Regions from separate parts of the Homo sapiens genome. Here all the other regions are linked to region 1. Evidence: chromatin contacts called from ENCODE Hi-C or POLR2A ChIA-PET data. All regions are on one chromosome and are shown on one strand. The core of a region is the stretch at or near the end of the contact, and the rest is flanking DNA. Distances in the headings are between cores, read along the strand shown.

Evidence for each region. Hi-C counts contacts between places; a loop is a spot of excess contacts on that map. ChIA-PET counts read pairs that join two places held with the same protein, here RNA polymerase II (POLR2A). Pooled maps may share reads with other maps.
Region 2: a loop to region 1 is called in a map of CD4-positive, alpha-beta T cell, with 11 times the contacts of the local background. The contact joins the promoter of PELO-AS1 here to the promoter of ZSWIM6 in region 1. A Hi-C loop is called at or near these places in 1 of 168 maps with a recorded cell type or tissue (CD4-positive, alpha-beta T cell) and 1 of 50 pooled maps. POLR2A ChIA-PET finds 5 or more read pairs at or near these places in 1 of 52 experiments (activated B cell).
Region 3: a loop to region 1 is called in a map of B cell, with 28 times the contacts of the local background. The contact joins the promoter of ARL15 here to the promoter of ZSWIM6 in region 1. A Hi-C loop is called at or near these places in 3 of 168 maps with a recorded cell type or tissue (B cell, CD4-positive, alpha-beta T cell and CD4-positive, alpha-beta memory T cell) and 7 of 50 pooled maps.
Region 4: a map of naive thymus-derived CD4-positive, alpha-beta T cell shows a loop between it and region 1 (16-fold over the local background). The contact joins the enhancer-like site here to the promoter of ZSWIM6 in region 1. A Hi-C loop is called at or near these places in 1 of 168 maps with a recorded cell type or tissue (naive thymus-derived CD4-positive, alpha-beta T cell) and 6 of 50 pooled maps. POLR2A ChIA-PET finds 5 or more read pairs at or near these places in 1 of 52 experiments (T-cell).
Region 5: a map of B cell shows a loop between it and region 1 (12-fold over the local background). The contact joins the promoter of PLPP1 here to the promoter of ZSWIM6 in region 1. A Hi-C loop is called at or near these places in 2 of 168 maps with a recorded cell type or tissue (B cell and naive thymus-derived CD4-positive, alpha-beta T cell) and 6 of 50 pooled maps.

The regions. Positions count from the first base shown.
Region 1 is chr5:61,330,950-61,333,571 of GRCh38, forward strand. It overlaps ZSWIM6 (zinc finger SWIM-type containing 6), which reads left to right and starts at 1,309. Exons shown (of 14, transcript NM_020928.2): 1 at 1,309-1,999. The coding sequence starts at 1,324. LOC105378994 (a long non-coding RNA gene) reads right to left here and starts at 1,267. Exons shown (of 2, transcript XR_007058781.1): 1 at 1,191-1,267. RefSeq lists silencers at 1-353, 384-453, 664-1,063, 1,174-1,313, 2,094-2,203.
Region 2 is chr5:52,799,488-52,802,109 of GRCh38, forward strand. PELO-AS1 (PELO antisense RNA 1) reads right to left here and starts at 1,326. Exons shown (of 5, transcript NR_186455.1): 1 at 1,205-1,326. The region is part of intron 1 of ITGA1 (integrin subunit alpha 1); the gene reads left to right. PELO (pelota mRNA surveillance and ribosome rescue factor) reads left to right here. Exons shown (of 3, transcript NM_015946.5): 2 at 398-1,633; 3 at 1,922-2,622. The coding sequence starts at 908. The coding sequence ends at 2,353. RefSeq lists enhancers at 438-1,136, 1,137-1,836.
Region 3 is chr5:54,309,244-54,311,865 of GRCh38, forward strand. ARL15 (ARF like GTPase 15) reads right to left here and starts at 1,330. Exons shown (of 5, transcript NM_019087.3): 1 at 1,189-1,330. The coding sequence starts at 1,236.
Region 4 is chr5:67,205,784-67,208,405 of GRCh38, forward strand. No RefSeq gene overlaps it. Among named protein-coding and RNA genes, the nearest start is that of CD180, 10 kb to the left of the region's middle. RefSeq lists an enhancer at 367-1,566. Within about 2 kb of position 1,313, at least 13 of the 41 ENCODE cell types and tissues checked have a DNase peak (open chromatin) inside an H3K27ac peak, as active enhancers do.
Region 5 is chr5:55,533,651-55,536,272 of GRCh38, forward strand. PLPP1 (phospholipid phosphatase 1) reads right to left here and starts at 1,314. Exons shown (of 6, transcript NM_003711.4): 1 at 922-1,314. The coding sequence starts at 979. It also overlaps the pseudogene RNF138P1. RefSeq lists a silencer at 897-1,536 and an enhancer at 1,767-1,836.

The DNA of each region.
Region 1 (2,622 bases), core at 59-2,558:
CGCACCCGGGTGCCGGGGTGGGAGCCGGGCCGCAGACCCAAGTGCGCCCGAAGCCGCCGTCCGCCGCCTGGCACGCCGTCTGCCGCCTGCTGGGCGATGTGTGCGCGAGCCCGTGGGGCTTGCGCGCGCCCTGCGGCGTGTGTACTCACAAAGGTGTGTCTGCTAACCCCACAGCCCGGGCTGCGTTCCACCCCGAGCTGGAGAAACCCCGGCCTGGAGCGGGGCCTTGTCCGCGCGGCCGCGGGGGCGACAAGGGCGGCCGGAGCTCCTCGACTTCTAGCGGGCGGGTCGGTTTCCTGGCCCGAGGGGCTGAGGCAGCGAGGGCGGGACGGTGGCAGCCGGCACCGGACGCGGGTCGCGCGGCTGCTGGGCACGTTCCGAGCGCTCTGCGTGTTTTCGGGCACAGCCCTGCAGCCGAGACAGAACGGACGCGGGGCTCGGGGATGGGCGCACTGCAGCCACGCGGGGTTAGCAGAGCGGGCGCGCTCCTTCCACACCAGGTCTGCAAAAGTGAAGTGGAAAGCCGCCGCCGAACGCAGCCATCCTCCCCCTTCCCCGCTGCAGCTTCGGCGGGTGGTGGGGAGAGCTCCCCTGGACCGGCTGGAGGGGAAGCTGGCAGGCGCTCGGGTTTGGCCGCGCCTCCTCCGCCTTCCTCTCCACCCGCGTCCCCCGGGGTCCATGCCGCATTTCTTTGTTTTGAAAGCGCCTCCTCCGCCCAGAGGCTTTTCCCCCGAAGGGCAGGGGGACGGGGGGGGTGGGGCATCGGCCCGTGGGCCCCGCCCTCCATTTAGCTCAGAACCCTCCCCTTCGCTCACCCCCTCTTCTCCCCTTTCCTCCCCCGCTGCGACCCACGAGGCGCATCCTCACTTCTCGGACTTCAAAGAGAAGCTGAGAACTGGAGGGGGAAGTGGGGTAGGCAGGGGGCGCAGAGACCCACCCACCTCAGGCCCGGCCCGGCGGCCCGCCCCCTCCCACGGGAACCCCGCCTGACCCCGCCCTCCCCCGCGTCACAGCAGCCTGACATTCTCACAACCCACCGGGCACCAAAACGGCCCGCCCCCGCCACCCCCGTGTCCGCCAAGCGCTCTATTTATGTTTCAGCCCAGCGATTTGCATAGGCCCCGCCCCCGGCCCTAGGTTCCCCCTATCAGAGCCCCGCCCCAGCTTCTGCGTCACAGCGGAGGCCCCACCTCTTGTGCCCATACAAGGAGCGGCGGGCCCTAGATGGCATCGTGGCGTCGCGACGGCGTGTGCGTGTCGCGCTTCCTAGTGCCGTTTATAGGGTCCCGGCACTTCCGCTGTCGGGTTAGAAGCGGCGCGGTCATGGCGGAGCGCGGACAGCAGCCTCCTCCCGCGAAACGGCTTTGCTGCCGGCCGGGCGGCGGCGGCGGCGGCGGGGGCAGCAGCGGCGGCGGCGGCGGCGCGGGTGGCGGCTACAGCTCTGCCTGTCGGCCAGGCCCGCGGGCGGGTGGCGCGGCGGCGGCGGCGGCGTGCGGGGGCGGCGCGGCGCTGGGGTTGCTGCCGCCGGGCAAGACCCAGAGCCCCGAGTCGCTGCTGGACATCGCGGCGCGCAGGGTGGCGGAGAAGTGGCCGTTCCAGCGCGTGGAGGAGCGCTTTGAGCGCATCCCGGAGCCGGTGCAGCGCCGCATAGTCTATTGGTCCTTCCCCCGCAGCGAGCGGGAGATCTGCATGTACTCGTCCTTCAACACCGGCGGCGGCGCCGCGGGCGGCCCCGGCGACGACAGCGGTGGCGGCGGCGGCGCGGGCGGCGGCGGCGGCGGCGGCTCCTCGTCTTCCCCGGCCGCAACCTCGGCGGCCGCAACCTCGGCCGCCGCCGCCGCTGCCGCCGCCGCCGCCGCCGCCGCCGCCGCCGCGGGGGCCGGGGCCCCGTCGGTGGGGGCTGCCGGGGCGGCGGACGGCGGCGACGAGACGCGGCTGCCTTTCCGCCGGGGCATCGCGCTGTTGGAAAGCGGCTGCGTAGACAACGTCCTGCAAGTCGGTGAGTCACGGGGCAGCCGCGAGCCGTCTGTCCGTCCGTCAGTCCCTGGGTGGGGGGGGGGTGCCCGCCTTTCTCCTGCGGACAGCCCCTAGTTCCGCGCGCGCCCGCACCCCTGCGGGTGTCCTCACTGGCCCGGACGGTCCTCCTGAGCGGAGCGCCCATTTCCTCCCTCCCTTCCCTGCCCCCCGTCGCCCCGGACGGGCCAGCGCGAGTGGGAAATGAATCAGCAGGACGCGCCCCTCCGTGGGCTCCGCGCCCCCGGCCCGCGCTCCCCTACCCGCCCTCCTCCGGGGAGCACATCCTGGAGGGCTGTTCGCCGGTTTCGGGGGTGGATGTGGACAAAGGCGCGGGCGGACGGCCGGCCTCCGGCGAGGGTGTGTGTGGCGGGGCTGTGCGGGGCGGGGGAGGGGGCGCGGGCCGCAGACAATGCCGGCCGCGGCCCGGCCGCTCGGCGCTCCCCCCCTCTCCCACTGCCTGTCGCTCGCTCCTTTTTCTTTCTGGCCCCCGCCCCACGCGATTTGAGGGGAGGGGAATACACTTAAAGCCGCTCGGCCGCCGCTCCTCCCAGGGCTCCGACGGGCGAGCGGCCGCGGCGCTCCCGGGTCGCTGTGGCGTCTGGCCCG
Region 2 (2,622 bases), core at 76-2,575, 8.5 Mb before region 1:
GCAACTGAGAGGTCCACCCAGGGGTAAATTCCACACATAGTTTCTTCTCTCTTGGGACCAGCGCTTTAACATCTGGGTGAATCAGATCGTGCAGACACGGTAACTAGGCGCAGAAAACAGCTGGACACGTTGCTGGGAGCCCAGACAGAACGTGACCAGTAGTTCTCAGAAACCGCTTCTAAATACCAGCTCCAACAGGCTTGTAGCGTCCGAGTGCGGATAAGGCAAGAGCAAAAACGAGCATAGTTTGGGCCGTTGGGGCCAAATCTGCACTTCTGAGAGCTACTTTTACTGCTAAGCTTTGAAATTGGATTTACCCAGAGGGAAGCGTTGCAGTGGCAGCCGCAGGCAGGTAAAACTAGTATTTGCACTCACACACTCCCCGGATTCTTCACAGACAGGGATGGAAGAGAAAACTTAGGAAGTTGAAGTTTGGCATTAAAATAAAGGACTCGCCACCACTCTGTGCACCTTCTTGAGGGAGTTCATTCGTCCGGAGCGCCTCACAGCTTAGTGCGCCTGCGCACGCGCGAACTGCGGCCCCGCCTCTCCTTTGGGGACGGGAGACGTGCGTCGGGTCGCGGGACGGGGGCTGCGCATGCGCCTTCATTTCGTCAGCCCGCTGTTGCGTGCTGCCAGCGGGAACTGTGTAGGGGTAGATTTTCGCTGCAGTGTTCCCCGAGCCTGTTAGACGCAGCGCGCCGGGAGACTGAGAGAGGAAAGGATAGAGGAAGTGCTGCCCTAGGCTGCATGAGTCGAAGCAAGCGTGTTTCCTTCCCGCCAGGCAAGTGCCCTTAGAAACCGGGCCCCGCCCCCTTCCTGGCCTGCATTCCCATCCCCTCTCCCGGGGCGGAGGTGAGGACCTCCTTGGTTCCTTTGGTTCTGTCAGTGAGCCCCTTCCTTGGCCATGAAGCTCGTGAGGAAGAACATCGAGAAGGACAATGCGGGCCAGGTGACCCTGGTCCCCGAGGAGCCTGAGGACATGTGGCACACTTACAACCTCGTGCAGGTGGGCGACAGCCTGCGCGCCTCCACCATCCGCAAGGTACAGACAGAGTCCTCCACGGGCAGCGTGGGCAGCAACCGGGTCCGCACTACCCTCACTCTCTGCGTGGAGGCCATCGACTTCGACTCTCAAGCCTGCCAGCTGCGGGTTAAGGGGACCAACATCCAAGAGAATGAGTATGTCAAGATGGGGGCTTACCACACCATCGAGCTGGAGCCCAACCGCCAGTTCACCCTGGCCAAGAAGCAGTGGGATAGTGTGGTACTGGAGCGCATCGAGCAGGCCTGTGACCCAGCCTGGAGCGCTGATGTGGCGGCTGTGGTCATGCAGGAAGGCCTCGCCCATATCTGCTTAGTCACTCCCAGCATGACCCTCACTCGGGCCAAGGTGGAGGTGAACATCCCTAGGAAAAGGAAAGGCAATTGCTCTCAGCATGACCGGGCCTTGGAGCGGTTCTATGAACAGGTGGTCCAGGCTATCCAGCGCCACATACACTTTGATGTTGTAAAGTGCATCCTGGTGGCCAGCCCAGGATTTGTGAGGGAGCAGTTCTGCGACTACCTGTTTCAACAAGCAGTGAAGACCGACAACAAACTGCTCCTGGAAAACCGGTCCAAATTTCTTCAGGTAAAACAATCTTACCCAGGGATAATTAAGAATGGGCAGAGGGATTGGTATAAACTACTCCTAAAGTTTTAGAACTGGGAAAAATAAGAAGAGAAAGTCTTTACTTAGCTGGGATTTTCATGAGATAATGAAATAAAAAGAGAATGTTAAATGTCTAGCAAATTTATGGAGTAAACTTCGCTGAAACATATGAAGCCTTACTAGCGCTTTTGGCTTTAAGCCTTTGTGAGCTGATTAATGGGTGTTCTAGGAGATTATTTTGCCTAACTTTTGTAATTGTGATTCTAGGTACATGCCTCCTCCGGACACAAGTACTCCCTGAAAGAGGCCCTTTGTGACCCTACTGTGGCTAGCCGCCTTTCAGACACTAAAGCTGCTGGGGAAGTCAAAGCCTTGGATGACTTCTATAAAATGTTACAGCATGAACCGGATCGAGCTTTCTATGGACTCAAGCAGGTGGAGAAGGCCAATGAAGCCATGGCAATTGACACATTGCTCATCAGCGATGAGCTCTTCAGGCATCAGGATGTAGCCACACGGAGCCGGTATGTGAGGCTGGTGGACAGTGTGAAAGAGAATGCAGGCACCGTTAGGATATTCTCTAGTCTTCACGTTTCTGGGGAACAGCTCAGCCAGTTGACTGGGGTAGCTGCCATTCTCCGCTTCCCTGTTCCCGAACTTTCTGACCAAGAGGGTGATTCCAGTTCTGAAGAGGATTAATGATTGAAACTTAAAATTGAGACAATCTTGTGTTTCCTAAACTGTTACAGTACATTTCTCAGCATCCTTGTGACAGAAAGCTGCAAGAATGGCACTTTTTGATTCATACAGGGATTTCTTATGTCTTTGGCTACACTAGATATTTTGTGATTGGCAAGACATGTATTTAAACAATAAACTAAAAGGAAATAATCTCCACGTACTACCATCTTGATTAAATTGTGTAATTTTTTATAGGAATTATGAGTTATCTGTAGTACTTGGAAACA
Region 3 (2,622 bases), core at 80-2,579, 7.0 Mb before region 1:
TGCATTAACTGCAGTCACCATCCTTTCCCACAAGACCATCAAGCTCTGAAGCATTAGGAGAAACATTTTCTTTATGTACACTAAAATAAGCCCAAATACACAGATAACAGCACAAAGCCGGTCCGGCGTTTCTTGGCCATCAAAGCATGCACAGACTTTCTCAGTACAGCCTTAAGTGTAATTCCTAGAAGGCACTGGCAAATCTCTGCCAGGCCAATCTGCAGTCGAAAACCGAGTGCATGTGTCCAACAAGATGACAGGAGGGTCAATGTTTCTAACCGTCTACTTCAACTCTGCATGGCAATAGCGGTTCTGCCCAACATGGTAAACACAATAATCGTATAGGATCGAACACAAGTCTCTGTAAATGAGGATCCCCTTAAACGCAAACAAGCAACTCTGGGGAAATATAATTTCTGGAACAAAACATGGTGCTCGCATAATTCCACAAAGACACATAGAAGTCCATTTTTAAAATGATGTTCGGTCCCAGCACTGTGCTGACACTTTTCCCACCTAAACTTCTCAGCACAAGCCTGGCCTAAACAGCCGGGTTCCAATCCGTGCACAGTGGAACCGCGGCACGCACCCAAGACCGGAATGGTGGGGCTATACCTGTCCCTACTCAGTCCTGTTCGTGCCAGCCTGCGAGGTAGTTTAGACCCGTCTGCTTTATGGTAATGTGCTTTTAAAACCCCGCCACGACCGAGGTCATAGCTTTAGAGATTTAATAACAATCAAATGACCAGGGCTGCTGGGCACTTAGTGAGCCATTCTGGTTATGGCTCTTTAATAGCACCTGGAGTTCTGCTCCAGGGAGAGAGGAAAACTCCTGCTCCCCCGGAAAGAAAGTCCTCTGCGGAGAGCGCAGAGGGAAGCCAGGAAGCCGATCGCGGGCAGGGGACGCGCCGCCGCGGCCGCCCCATCTCTCAAGCAGCCCCAGCGCGACCCTCGCCCTGCAGCCGTGCTGGCCCAGGCCGCACCTTTACCTGTCAGCTCCACCACCCACCCGCCCTGGAGGCTGCCCCTCCGAGTCCAGGGAAAGGCTTACCAGCCGGCTGCGGGAGAAAGAACCCCAGAGGCATCCTATCCCAAAGAAAGAAAGCAAAAAGGCTGCTCCTCAAGGCAGGGGGCCATCGGGCACGCCGAGATCCGAGAGGCGACATGCCACCCCTGCCCTGCACCTACCAGATAATCCATGTACAGAAACGCCTCAGTTATTCGGAGATCAGACATCCGGCAGCCTAAAGCATCCGGAACGGCTCCGAACCCGGAAAAAAAAAGCAGCGTCTCTGGCTGCGAGCGAGCAGCTCCTGAAAAAGCCAGCAACAGCGAAAATAGCCGAAAGCAGCCGACTAGCCGGAGATTACACAAGGGGCGCGGCGATTGGCCAGGCGGGCGGGCAGAAGGAAAGAAGCGTGCTCATTGGCTGCGGCGCCTATAAAAGGCAGGCCCCAGCTGGTGGCAGGAGAGAAACGCGGGAGTGGTGGGGGATGTGGGTTCCTGTGTGCTGAGCGGAGGAGCCGGGGTGGGGGCGGTGCAAGCGGAAGAAAGAGCCAAGAGAGCGGAAAATCGGCTGGTGCTGTCGCCGCCCGAGTTTTGTGTTTCCACAGCTTTCCAGTTGGGTACAACGGAGCCGAACTCCGTGTTCCCGGGCTGGAGAGCCTTGGTGTCCCCGCCAACCCCCAGTAGGAAGCGAGCGCTGTAACATGGGAGGCGTGGTCGCCACTGATCTTGTCTCCCCCCAGAGCCTTCCTAAAGGCTCTGCCGCCACGAGACTGCACCACCGGGAAAGAAGTGTGTGAAAGTGTACTCCGTAAACAGGCAATCCTGTACGCGACTTAGGGGCAGAAAGACCCTCCGCACTTTTATCATTTGAAAGTAAGGTGGACGATTCCAGCCTGGTGTCCCTGAGGGTACACACAGGCCCCCCGCGCAGCCAGAGGTGACTCAGGAACCCCCCTTCCAACCCCTGCGTAGAACGCCGAACAGTCTTCGGAGAATTCGCTTTCCTCCACGTGAAAAGGAAAAGAAAAACATTTGAGGAGTCGCAGTAGTCACTTGTACTCCCCAAACACACGGGAAGAAGTTGATCAGTTTGCATGCTTGGAGTCAAATTACGCTCAGCACAAATCCAACGCCCCTGAATTAAATGAGCAGTAGAAGCTCTCTGCAAAAAACACAACAGTATTTGTGACCCGGTATTATTTCAGGAGGTAAAAACATCTATAAGCAGATGCATTTGGGACGTATGCATTTCCTGGTAATGTCAATATCGCATTAAGCTAGTGGGTTTGGGCAGGGAAAGCCTGAATCGGACAAGAAGCTGGCTTTTTTTTTTTTTAGGCTATAAATAACCAGACCATGCCAGACACATGTTCTTAGGCTATGTTCTTAGGCTCAGGTGATTGGAGTGCCCCCCCCCCCATCCCCACCCTCAGGGCTTAGGGAGAATGGAAGATAAGGTGGATGCTGTCACCTGTATTAATAGTTAGGGCTTGCATACATACAGTAAAGTTTCAAGAGTGAAACTTCATCGACTGAACTCTTTATGAAGTGACTGCCTGACTCTACACGCGATGTTTTAGGAGTTGAATTTTTACTTTCCCCCTGACACCTTTC
Region 4 (2,622 bases), core at 63-2,562, 5.9 Mb after region 1:
TTGTTTCTTTGCCTGTCGTTCATTTCACTTCGATTGCATTTTCTTTCTGAAAGTCTTTTTCCTGTAAGGCCAGTTTGGTCAGCATTCAGTTCTTGCTTTAATTGGGCCTCTTTAAGCTTTCATCCCCTCAGATTTTTATATTCGTTTTTATTGTTGAACCTCACTTTAAGCTGTGGCTTTTCATTGTCATACCTTCCCATTTGTTCCTCATTCACCAGAACTTTGTTTCTGTGGGATCATCATCTTTCTTGGTCTGTGGAAGGCCCAGGTAGCACCCATTTGTTTTCTTCCCTCAGTGTCTCGTTGGGGCCCACTCATCTGAGTCCTTGGGGTTGCTCAGATGCCTGATCATCTCAGCAGCCAGCACCATCAAAGAGGAAACCTGCCTGAGATCCCGGCTCTGAGCTTCTTCCAGTTCAGGGTCTGGGACCTAGTGTCCAGCTGAGGCACCGTGGGATGTGTTTGTAGGAGGTAAGTCAGGGAGTGGTGGGCTCCAGCCCCCTGAGATGTGACATGCCCCACAGCCCTGACATTGGCCAATGTGGTAGGCAGTTCACCTCTGAGGTAGGGCAAATCTAGCTTTTTGACTTTTTCCCCAAATGAGATGCAAGATATGGAGCCTATGGAGAAGAAAATAAGAAGCTAAGAACTGGTGTGTCTTGGGTTTTCAACCAGAGAAAAAATCCAGTTTATATGGCAGAATAAGCATATACCATGATCAGACCAGCCATAAACAGACATCAAGGTAGCGAAAAAGTCCTTACAGAGAGATGCCATCAGCAATGGCCAAGTATGGTGATATTCTAACATTCTAGTTTCAAATTCTAGCATAGTTTTTCTCGTTGGAACATAACTACTGTAGTTCCTGTTGCAGTCTATAATTAATGAACAAACAAACAAAAAAAGAAGTAAAAAGAGGAAATTGTAAAATTTCTGTTCCCACCTTCTAAATATAGTTTAATTTGCTTTAAACAAATCTACCATAACACTTTTAATTTGTAGAACTGATAAACATTAATTTATCAAAGGACTCATATTATTTGTGACTGTGCTCACAGACTAGAGTTCCTTGTAGAATTTCTTTCAACTGTAACAAACGTGGTGCAAGTTTTTTGATGACTTGATTTTTAAAAATTTAACTACACATATCTTGGCTGTATAAAGCGAGGCTGACTTGTAACTTTGAAACATGCACATTAAATAGTCAAGAGTCAATAAAGAAACTGAACAAATGACAAAAAATGTTTGCTTCAAGTGAGTCAGTCATGACAAAACTACTCTCAGAATTGATTTGGAGATAGCCTAGGCTGTGGTTTTTCAGAGAAACCTGTACAGCTGGGTGGGGCACTGCGGTTTGCTAGTTTCTGGAGAGGTCAAAATGTGAAGTCAAAATGGTGTGCTGATACGGGAAATGACTGAGCTCCATTGCAATTCAGACCTATGACAAGCGGTTAAGGCACCTGCTATCCCCAGGCCTCAAGCTCTGTGTGGGTGCAGTGGAGCTGGATTCTTGAAGAGCTGGTTGTTTTCCAGGGCAGGAGATGGCCTGCTCCCAATCCAGAATTCTAACAAGAAAATAGCCTGGCCATGGCCCACACTTCCCAAATAGATGCACCTTTTTTTTTTTTGGATTGTCATCTTTTAAAAAAAAATACATATACTTTCATCAGCAGAATTGAATTTGGAAGGTTGCTGATGTTTTTTAAATTAATAGAATATGAAGCATTTACCATTTTCATAAGAAAGCTCATTAAAATTTACCTTTTATCCCCCTCTTGTCTGAGAAATGAGTATCTAGCACATAGTGCTTACTATTGCCAGGTACTGTTCTAAGTATTTTAGAGATGCAAACTAATGTAATCCTATGCCTAGACTCTGAGTAGTCTTTTCTAGGCAAAGAAACACAAGGAAGCTAAGTAAATTGCCCAAGGTCATTCACTGTATGGATGGGTTGGGGCTTGAACCTAGGGAGTCTGGCCCCAGAGATCAAACAAGAGAAAGAAGGCATCAGGGAAGCCCGAAGAAGGGAAAAAAAACCCACCAAAACAACCAGTTTTGCCCAATGCTTTGAAGAAAACTTTTAATCCTGTCTCCTTCCTTGCCCATGAAAAATGTCCATTTAGTCATAGTCGGAGTCAAGGGCAGAGCGAGGTGGGAGAGTGCCAGCCCGATGCTCTGTGACCCCATCCCAGCCTCGTCCCCTAGGCTTTCTCTTAGGCAGTGCTCTCCCAGCCTCTGTCATCTCCTTAAACATGGGTCTCCTTGCCTGGGCGAACCCTGCACATCCTTCTGAGCAGCACTGCCCAGTAGAAATGGGAGCCACATATGCAACTGTAAGTTTTCTAGTAGCCCACCTTAGAAAGAAAAAAAAAACCACGAAACAAATCTGTCATTGCTTTCTTCTTCCACATTTTGCTTTTTAAACTTCTGTTTTAAGTTTTTTACTTTAAAAAAATTCCCAAAAAGGAGACAGAAAACAGCTCCTGGAAGAATTTACAACCAACTGCATCGGGGTCTGGGAAACTGGACCAGGGTGGGGATGAGTGGATGGGAAGGGGTCCCCTTTAGTCACTGCGGCCTCACTGGAAGACCAAGGGAGCAGGGATTCTTCAGTCAAAAGGG
Region 5 (2,622 bases), core at 64-2,563, 5.8 Mb before region 1:
CAACATGAGTAGGACTATCCAAACCTCCAGCAGCTCTTGCTTTGTTTTTGTTTATTCCATCATATATAAATAGTTCACAGCATAACTGCCTTATACAATACATAAAAAGTGAAAACTACTCCTTCCAACGCCCATCCCTTATCCAAATGATTCCAGTTCTTTCTCTTCAAAAGAAAGGAGTAACTGGCAACCAGAAGCCTCATAACTGAACTCTTCCAATCAGGAAGACAATGCGAAATCTGCTGCAGCCAAAGAATGTCTACTGCTCCTTGAGACACTGTCACAAGAGATGGAAAGCTACACCATGGCAAGGTCTGGGCAGACAAGGAAACAGGTCTGGGGTACCGCATCCTCCCCCACCCCCAAAACTTCTTTAGACCTATACGCAAAAACTTGGCGTGCTCATCCCTACTTGCAACCTGACAATTTACAACCTGGCACACCTTCTAATTAGGAACTAGTTCTAGCCTTTTATAGCCGAAATATTAAACTGCTTCTCACGATAAATCAGGCACTGGCGCCTGCTACTGAGAATCCCCTGTGCATCAAACCTCCAGTTTCACTACTGAGATGGGCCAGTGACCAGGCTCCTCTACCGTACAGAGGGGAGGAGCCCACCCTGCTCTGCTAGAGTGGAACTGCAAACAGAGGACAGGAGCAAGGTATGGAGCGCAGAGGCGTGAACAGCGTCCAAGCAGGGCTGGGCTCATCGCACCGGCGGGCGACAGACAGCGGCGGGCACGCGGGAGCCGGGGTGCAGGCTGCAAAGCGGGGTCCCTCGGCTGCAGAAGCCGCCCCCGTGTGTCGCCCCACAGCTGCGCACGCGTCAGGCAACACACCCCCGCTGCCCGTCGCGGCTCTGCGCTAAAGCCCTCCCGGGACAGCCGCACACGCCCCTCGGACCCGGCGGCGCGTACGTACCCAGCAACACGCAGAGCACATCGAGGGCCACGTACGGCAGCCGCGTCTTGTCAAACATGGTCTCTGCCCGGGCTGCCCGGCAAGGGCGATGGACTGAGCTGCGGGACGGCGGCCGAGGCCCTTGATTCTCGAGCCCGGGCCGGGGCTGGCGACGGCCCCGAGCTACGGCCCCTCCCAGCCGGAGGAGGAGAGCAGCCGAGGGCGGGCTGAGACCGGGCGGCGCTCCCACCGCCAGCAATGGCGCCCGGGGCCCTCCCCTCACAGCCCCCGCGAACACTCGGTTAGTGCCGAGGCGCTCGTGTGCCAGCCGCGGCAGCTCTGTAGCCTCAGGACCTCCTCAGCCGGCACGGCCTGCCCCGGTTGCTCCCCGTCCGGATCCCGGCGCTCTCTCCCACAGGCGGGGCGTCCAGACTCTCGCTTTAAGGATGGGGACCGGCAGGGAGGAGGAACGCGGGGTCCAGCCCCTCCCGCTGAGCAGCGCAGGACCGGGCAGCGCGCGGGTTCGCGGGCGGGGGGAGTGCAGCAGGGGCGGGGCCAGGGAAACCCCAGGCCGCGGCGGTCAGCCAATCAGCGCCGTCGGCCTCATCCCTCCCGACCTGCGGCATCCGCCCAGAAGTGCGGCTCTCGGCAGCCGGGCGGGGCGTGGGGGCGGCTCCCGTTCCGATCCAGGGGGCTTTGCTCTGGACCGCAATTGCTCAGGTGGTCTCCGAACTCGGCCTCGGTACCCCCACTAGGCATTGCTGCTTTCAGAGAGCTAGGCTCCCTACCCAACGATCCTAGAGCACCGGCTGCCTGCCACTCCCCACCCCTTCCATGGGGATGAGGTAATAAACAGGTCAGATTGTTACCACTGAGTTTAAGGGGGGAAAAGAGGTCAGAGTAGGCAGGAACAGAGACGCTCTCCTTTAGTTTGGTACCTCTGAGCCCTTTCTCACTTAGGCCTCAACGTTGACCTCCCTGTGTCCTGGCTGAGCCCAAATGTTAGCAAGAAGCATGCTAAATCATCCATCCTCGATACCTGATCACCGTTGAATTCTTGATATTTAATATCGGATTAGATTCCTTATATTACACCTTTGTTGTAGAAGCCCTTGACCTGCCTTTAGCCAGAATCCCTCTACCCTTGATGTCTCCTCTTAGTAATTTTCCATCCACCGTCACCTCCCTCACAGACACGGTGCCTGTTCCTTGGCTATAAATCCCCTGCTGTCTTTGCTGTATTCTGAGTTGAGCTCAATTTCTCTCTCCTGTTCCAATAGTCATGACCCTTATTGTAATAATCTTGAATAAATTATTCATGTGTTTGACAAGTGTCAGGATAATTTTCTTTAACAGCAGCAAGCACTCCCCCTGCCCCATACCCAGGAGGACCCTAGCCCACATTTAGTAATCTCAGTTTCCTAATATGTAAAATGGGGATTTTTTAAATAAATACCTAATACTCAGACATCACAAGTACTTTGAATTTATTGTGACCTTGCAATCTGAGGCCCTTGTAACTCTGGAAGTAAAGAAAGCCACATGATAAACAATGGCCCATCTTTCTCAGGTGTAAATTGCTTAAAGCTTTTACAGCTTTAAGCTGCCCAGTGTTCCAGTCTGGAGGAAGAAGTGAAACCCAGAAAAGATTATATGATAGTGGCTTTATCTAGAGTTAAACCGTCTACAGATGTTAATGATTGGTATATTTTCTCTTTAAAT